Linked DNA regions of Homo sapiens: region 2 is linked to region 1. Evidence: chromatin loops called from intact Hi-C (ENCODE). Cell type or tissue: Caco-2. All regions are shown on one strand. Each heading gives the region's core, and the rest is flanking DNA. Links, peaks and the distances in the headings are about the cores only. Region 1 has its middle 22 kb from the start of TECTB. Region 2 overlaps ACSL5 (acyl-CoA synthetase long chain family member 5).

Evidence for each region. A loop is a pair of places that touch in the nucleus more often than their neighbours do. Peaks named below come from ENCODE experiments on the same cell type or tissue, not always from the same donor. Only the 100,000 strongest peaks of a DNase experiment are listed, where the experiment ranks them.
Region 2: a loop joins it to region 1, with 5 times the contacts of the local background. A loop is called at or near these places in 1 of 110 quality-filtered maps.

The regions. Positions count from the first base shown.
Region 1 is chr10:112,259,948-112,262,866 of GRCh38, reverse strand. No RefSeq gene overlaps it. Among named protein-coding and RNA genes, the nearest start is that of TECTB, 22 kb to the left of the region's middle. In Caco-2, for the core only: no CTCF peak of the experiment used is centred there; a DNase peak (open chromatin) is centred at 1,356.
Region 2 is chr10:112,382,156-112,385,074 of GRCh38, reverse strand. The region is part of intron 1 of ACSL5 (acyl-CoA synthetase long chain family member 5); the gene reads right to left. Among named protein-coding and RNA genes, the nearest start is that of ACSL5, 9.5 kb to the right of the region's middle. In Caco-2, for the core only: no CTCF peak of the experiment used is centred there; DNase peaks (open chromatin) are centred at 1,614 and 2,384.

The sequences.
Region 1 (2,919 bases), core at 169-2,668:
CAGCTCGCTTTCAGACTTGTTGGAAAAATTAGAAATCAGATGTAATACTGTGTGCATGCGGATGCTTAACAGGTTAAGGTTTGTTCATTATTACCCCTTAAGGGAAAAATATGTTAGGGACCAGGCCAATGTTAACTCCTCCAACTTGGCGCATGTCGACCCAACATTTTCAGATAGTGACTCATCCCTTCAAACCCATTTCACTCTGCAGCTTTGGGAAGGAGGAAGGAGCTATGCACTGGAAAACCTAATTTTGAGTGCCCAACTCGTCACTTACCAGCTTGTGATAACCCTCAGCAACATGTGTTCCTCAATTTCCTCATCTGTAGCATGGAATACGATAGCTATTTAATAGGGCTGTTGTGAAGATTAAATGAGAGAATATATGTTGCAAAAAATAAAGCCATTGGGAATGATCCACAAAATGCCTGTTGACATCATGATGATCTGACCAAGCCCTGGTGGAATTGTATGGACCAAGGCAACGCAGTTGCGCTGTCATTTCTGAAGATGAAGATGGCAAGTGTGATCAGATGGAGGCTGGGCTAATGGTTTCATGCATTCTCTCTTTTCCTAGGCTCATCAGAATAGAACCCTGAAAAGGACGTGAAAGGGACAAAATGAATATTTACCAGGAGCCTGCTATATGCCGGCACTGAGACAGATGGTTTGTACACATTAGTGCATTTCATACTCATAGAGCCCCAACAGATCTTTATGCCTGTTCCAGTTTAGGGATGGAATAAGCTCAGGAGATCCTCTTAAGAACCTCATAATTAGAATTGCCCTGCGATATGACAGAAGGTAGTTTTATGCGGGGGAAAGAAATGAAGAAAAACGACAGGGTTCACATGGAGGAATTGAGGAAATGCAACCCTGGATGGTTCTAGCATCCTCTTTGCAGAGACTTAGCATTTCATGGAACACTAATGTTTCAGAGCAAGAAAAGTGGGTATATGGAGATGATCTAGATTGAATTCTTTTTTTAAAAAATGAGGAAATTGCGGCTCAGATAGTAAGGGACTCACCCATACTCACAGATATGAAGTGAAGAAGGCTAGATTAGAAGTTAGCTCCCTGACTTCTTAGTCCAGCCCTGTTCTATTGCACCATTATTTCATGCTTCTGTGTGTGCCTGTTGGTCTGACTAGGGAAAGGAAATTTGAAGAGGAAAATCACTTTTGGGTTTATTGCTCAAGTGAGAGGCCAGGGGTCATTGAAAACATTAGACTTTCAGCATCGCTGGAATGATTGTCGGTAACACTTGATGGATTCCTTTGATGTCCAGGACTCCCCTTTCTGGGTCTTAGGGAAGCAAGGTCACAAGGCTTTGGAAACTTTGATGTTCACGTGAGCAATTAATGCTTTGCTGCAACTGAACTTTGCCACTTGAACATTATTAGTTTTGAAAGAAGCTGCCTGGCCTCAGAGTTCAAGTTAAACTTGCAACTGGAGCTATGTCCTAAGAGTCAAGCAAGAGGAGTAAAGCGCAGTGGCTGTGGCATGAGACATGAATGATTCAGCACATATTTATCAAGTGCCTGCTCTTTCTCTGTGCAGGGCTCTGTTGAAGACCTTCCTAACTGAGGGAGGTGGACCACAACAAATAAGTGAAATACATAGTGGTGAAAAGAACTATGGGGAAAAGCAAAGCAAGAGAAGGAGAAAGGAAGTTCTAGGAGTGGAGAGTGGGGTTCAGGGTAGGCCTCGCTGAGAAGGGGAGACATATATATGTATATATATAAAACTGTGGTAAGAACAGGTAACATGAGATCTATCCCATCAACAAAAATCTAAGTTAACTACACACACAAGGTTGTGCAGCCGACCTCCAGAGCTTCCTCATTTTGTATAACCAAAACTTTATGCCTGTTGAATAGTAACTCCCCATTGCTCCTCCTCCGGCCCCTGACATCTACCATTCTACTCTCTGTTTCTATGAGTTTGACACGTTTAGATACATTATATAAGGGAAATCATGTAGTGTTTGTCCTGTATCTGGCTTATTTCACTTAGCATAATGTCCTCCAGTTCGTCCATGTTTTGGCATATGGCAGGATTTCCTTCTTTTTATGGCTTCATAATATTCCATTATGTGTGTATAACCACACTTGCTTTATTCATTCATCCATTGATAGACATTTAGGTTGTTTCCTTATTTTGGCTATGGTGAATAATGCTACAATAAACACAGAAGTGGAGATTTATTTTCGACATACTGATTTCATTTCCTTTGATATATACCCAGTAGTGGGATTGCTGGATAATATGGTAGTTCTATTTTTAATTTTTCAAGGAACCGCCATACTGTTTTCCATAGCCGCTATACCATTTTCCATTCCCACCAACAGTGTACAAAGGTTCCCATTTCTCCATATCCTCACCACAACTTATCTTTTGTTTTTAAAGAACAGCCAAATAGGTGTGAGGTGATATCTCATTGTCATTTTGATTTACATTTACCTGATGCTTAGCAATGTCGAACTTCTTTTTATATACCTGTTGGCCATTTGTGTGTTGTCTTTGAAGAAATGTCTATTCAAGTCCTTTGGCCATTTTTAAGTTGGGTTATTTGAAGTTTTGCCGTTGTGTTTTAGGAGGTAAAGGAGACGTTTGAACAAAGACTTGAAGGAGGATTAGAGAGTACAAAGCCACACCAATGACTGGGGAGGAGTTCTTCCAGGCAGCGATAACAAGAAGCAAAAAGTATTAGAGACAGGAGCCTGTATGGGGAGATGGAAGAGTAGCAAGGAGGCCAGTATGGCTGGACTGTGAGTTAGGAAAAGTCATAAGACATGAGGTCAGCATGGTACCAGGGACCAGAGCTGAGGTGGAGAAGTAGTCTGATATGGGGTATATTTTGAATGTGATATCACAACAAATCATCCAATACATCTTTAGTTAACAAATATGCAATGT
Region 2 (2,919 bases), core at 225-2,724, 120 kb before region 1:
CCAAAAGCCTAGGAAAGCCTTCCTTGATAGGAGAAGAATGAAACAAATTACAGTACTTCCACACAATGGAATTCTGGGCAGGTATTTTAAAAAAGAAAGTCGATCTGTAGGTAATGATATGAAAAGAGCTCATGATGTACTGCCAGGGAGAAAGAAAAAAATATTTGGACAGTGTGTACATTATCTTCTCAATTACAATGAATTATATACGCATTTGTGTTTCTGAAAAGACAATCCTCATAGAAAAAGAGAGATGGAGGTCGGGTGCAGTGTCTCACACCTATAATCCCAGTACTTTGGAAGGCTGAGGTGGATATATTGCTTGAGCCCAGGAGTTTGAGACCAGGAGTTTGAGTCTGGGGAACACGGTGAGGACCTGTCTCTACAAAAAATACAAAAATTAGCCTCGCTTGGCGGTGCATGCCGGTAGTCCCCACTACCTGGGAGCCTGAGGTGGGAGGATCGCTTGAGCCAGGGAGGTCAAGGCTGCAGTGAGCTGTAATTGTGCTACTGCGCTCCAGCCAGGGCAACAGAGCAAGACTCTGTCTCAAAAACAAAACAACAAAACAAAACAAAACAAAAAAACAAGAAAAAGACAGATGGAAGAGGAGAAATCATGACTGGATTTCTTGAAAGTCTTGTCTACTCCATCATTCAGCCAAAAGCTATTGAAGGGCTTGGCTGTATATGTTGCATTGTTCCAGGTGCTGGGGATATAGCAGGGAAAACCCTGCCCTCGTGAGATTGCATTATATTGGGGAGTTTGACAACAAGCCTGAGCAATAACTAGGTTACTTAGGACTACGGAACAACAAAAACAACAAGAGTAGGGAAAGAGAACTGGGGGTACAGCAGGGGGATGAGATTTTTGTTTTTTGTTTTTTTTTCTGAGACAGAGTCTTGCTCTGTTGCCCAGGCTGGAATGCAGTGGTGTGATCTCGGCTCACTGCAACCTCTGCCTCCTGGGTTCAAGCGATTCTCATGCCTCAGCCTCCCAAGTAGCTGGGATTACAGGTGTGTGCCTGGCTAATTTTTGTATTTTTAGTAGAGACAGGATTTCGCCATGTTGTCCAGGCTGGTCTTGAGCTCCTGGTCTCAAGTGATCCACCTGCCTCAAGCCTCCCAAAGTGCTGGGATTACAGGCATGAACCACCGCGCCTGGTGGATGAGTTTTAATTAGGGAGGCGTAGCGTAGTCTCAGTGGGAAGGTAACACTTGATGTGTACTGTTTAATCTGAAATATGCACACTTACAAAAAAAAAGAATAAAATGAACAGCTCCATATAATCCCACCTCCAACACAGGCAGCTAATTTAGAAAGTTCTACCACCTTGGTTGGTGGCATTTCATGTGAATGCACCTAAGTGTACACCTCAGCTTTGTTTCTACAAGTGTGGCTCTCCCGCTACCAAAACTACATTTGACACACAGCCTCTTCCAAGCCCTCATGTTGTGTAAAATGCTTCTCAGCCACTGAGTAATCCAGCTGGACAGCAGCTCTGTGGGTGGAAACCTTTTTCATCCATTTCTCTAACCGATAAGAAACCAGAGCAAAGGTGAAGGCTGAGTCACAGGGCCGAGGGGCCCTGAAACTGTGTCTTTCAATATTCATTCCAAGTAGCTAAGAAGGAAGGATGGCCTGAGATCCTGACCTACAGCCTGCTGATAACTTCCCAGCCATTCACCAGTTGCTCAAGCCATTGTCTTATAATAGCCATGGCCCCAGGCAGATGGGAAGGGCCTTATTTTATTTATTTATATATTTATTTTGGGACAGAGTCTCGCTTTGTTGCTCAGGCTGGAATGCAGTGGCGCTATCGCAGCCCCATCCTAACATGCTCAGCTCACTGCAGTGTTAACTTCCCAGGCTTAAGTGATCCTCCCACCTCAGCCTTACAAGTATCTGAGACTACAGGTGTGCACAACCACACTCGGCTTTTGTTTTTTGTTTTTTGTTTTTAAGTTTTTTGTAGAGATGGGGTCTCCCTAAGTTGCCCAGCCTGGGCTTGAACTCCTGGGCTGAAGCGATCCACCTGCCTCAGCCTCCTAAAGTTCTGGGATTACAGGCATGAGCCATGGCACCCAGTGGGGAAGGTCCTTCTTATCATCTCCGCCGAGAGGTGGTGGACAGAGCAGGGAGACAGCATTACCAAAGGGAGCCCTGTTAAAACACCAGGTGGTAGCTAAGTAGTAGTTTCCACACCATGGAAAGATTCAATTCGATTGCTTACGTAATTTTTTAAAAGATAAGTGATAATAACCTCTCATATCTCTCTTCCAAGCCCAATTGCTAGACAGCATCTAACAGTCCCAATGTGTAAGACAGCTGGCAGAGAAAGGGTTAAGAGTCTAGGCTTCAGACAGGTGTCCTGGGCCACAGGCAAGCATACCATAAATAAATCATTAGGGCGTTCGATGCAGCTCCACTGGTAAAATCTTTGCTGCTGAATTGCACAGGAAAAGCTACAGGAGCCAGAGCTCAGAAGAGATAGAAGAGGTGGAGCAGAATAAGCCCTTTCCTCGGGTTTGGGTCCCAGTGAGGCTTCCTGGGACTCATGGATCTGTGTGTCAATAGGCCTCCCAGTGCTGTGAGCACTCATGCACATAGTGACCATCCTCACCTGTGGATTCCACTGCACCTAGCATGGCACCTGAGACACAGTGGGAAGCTGCTGTTACCAAGCCACCTTCACCTTTTACTCACCATTGGCACAATTTGAGAGAAAGGCAACTAGCGAGGAGAGTCTGCTGAAGGAAAGTTTGCAGTGTTCAATCCCACAAGGAACAGAACATGCTTCTATGCACACAGCAGGACAGGGTCGGCGGAGTCTTCCTCAGGAATGCCACAGCCAGGGGCTTCATGCCATGAGAAGGGCAACGCTAAGCAGTCCGACCTAAGTGAGGGCGGGTTCCCTCATA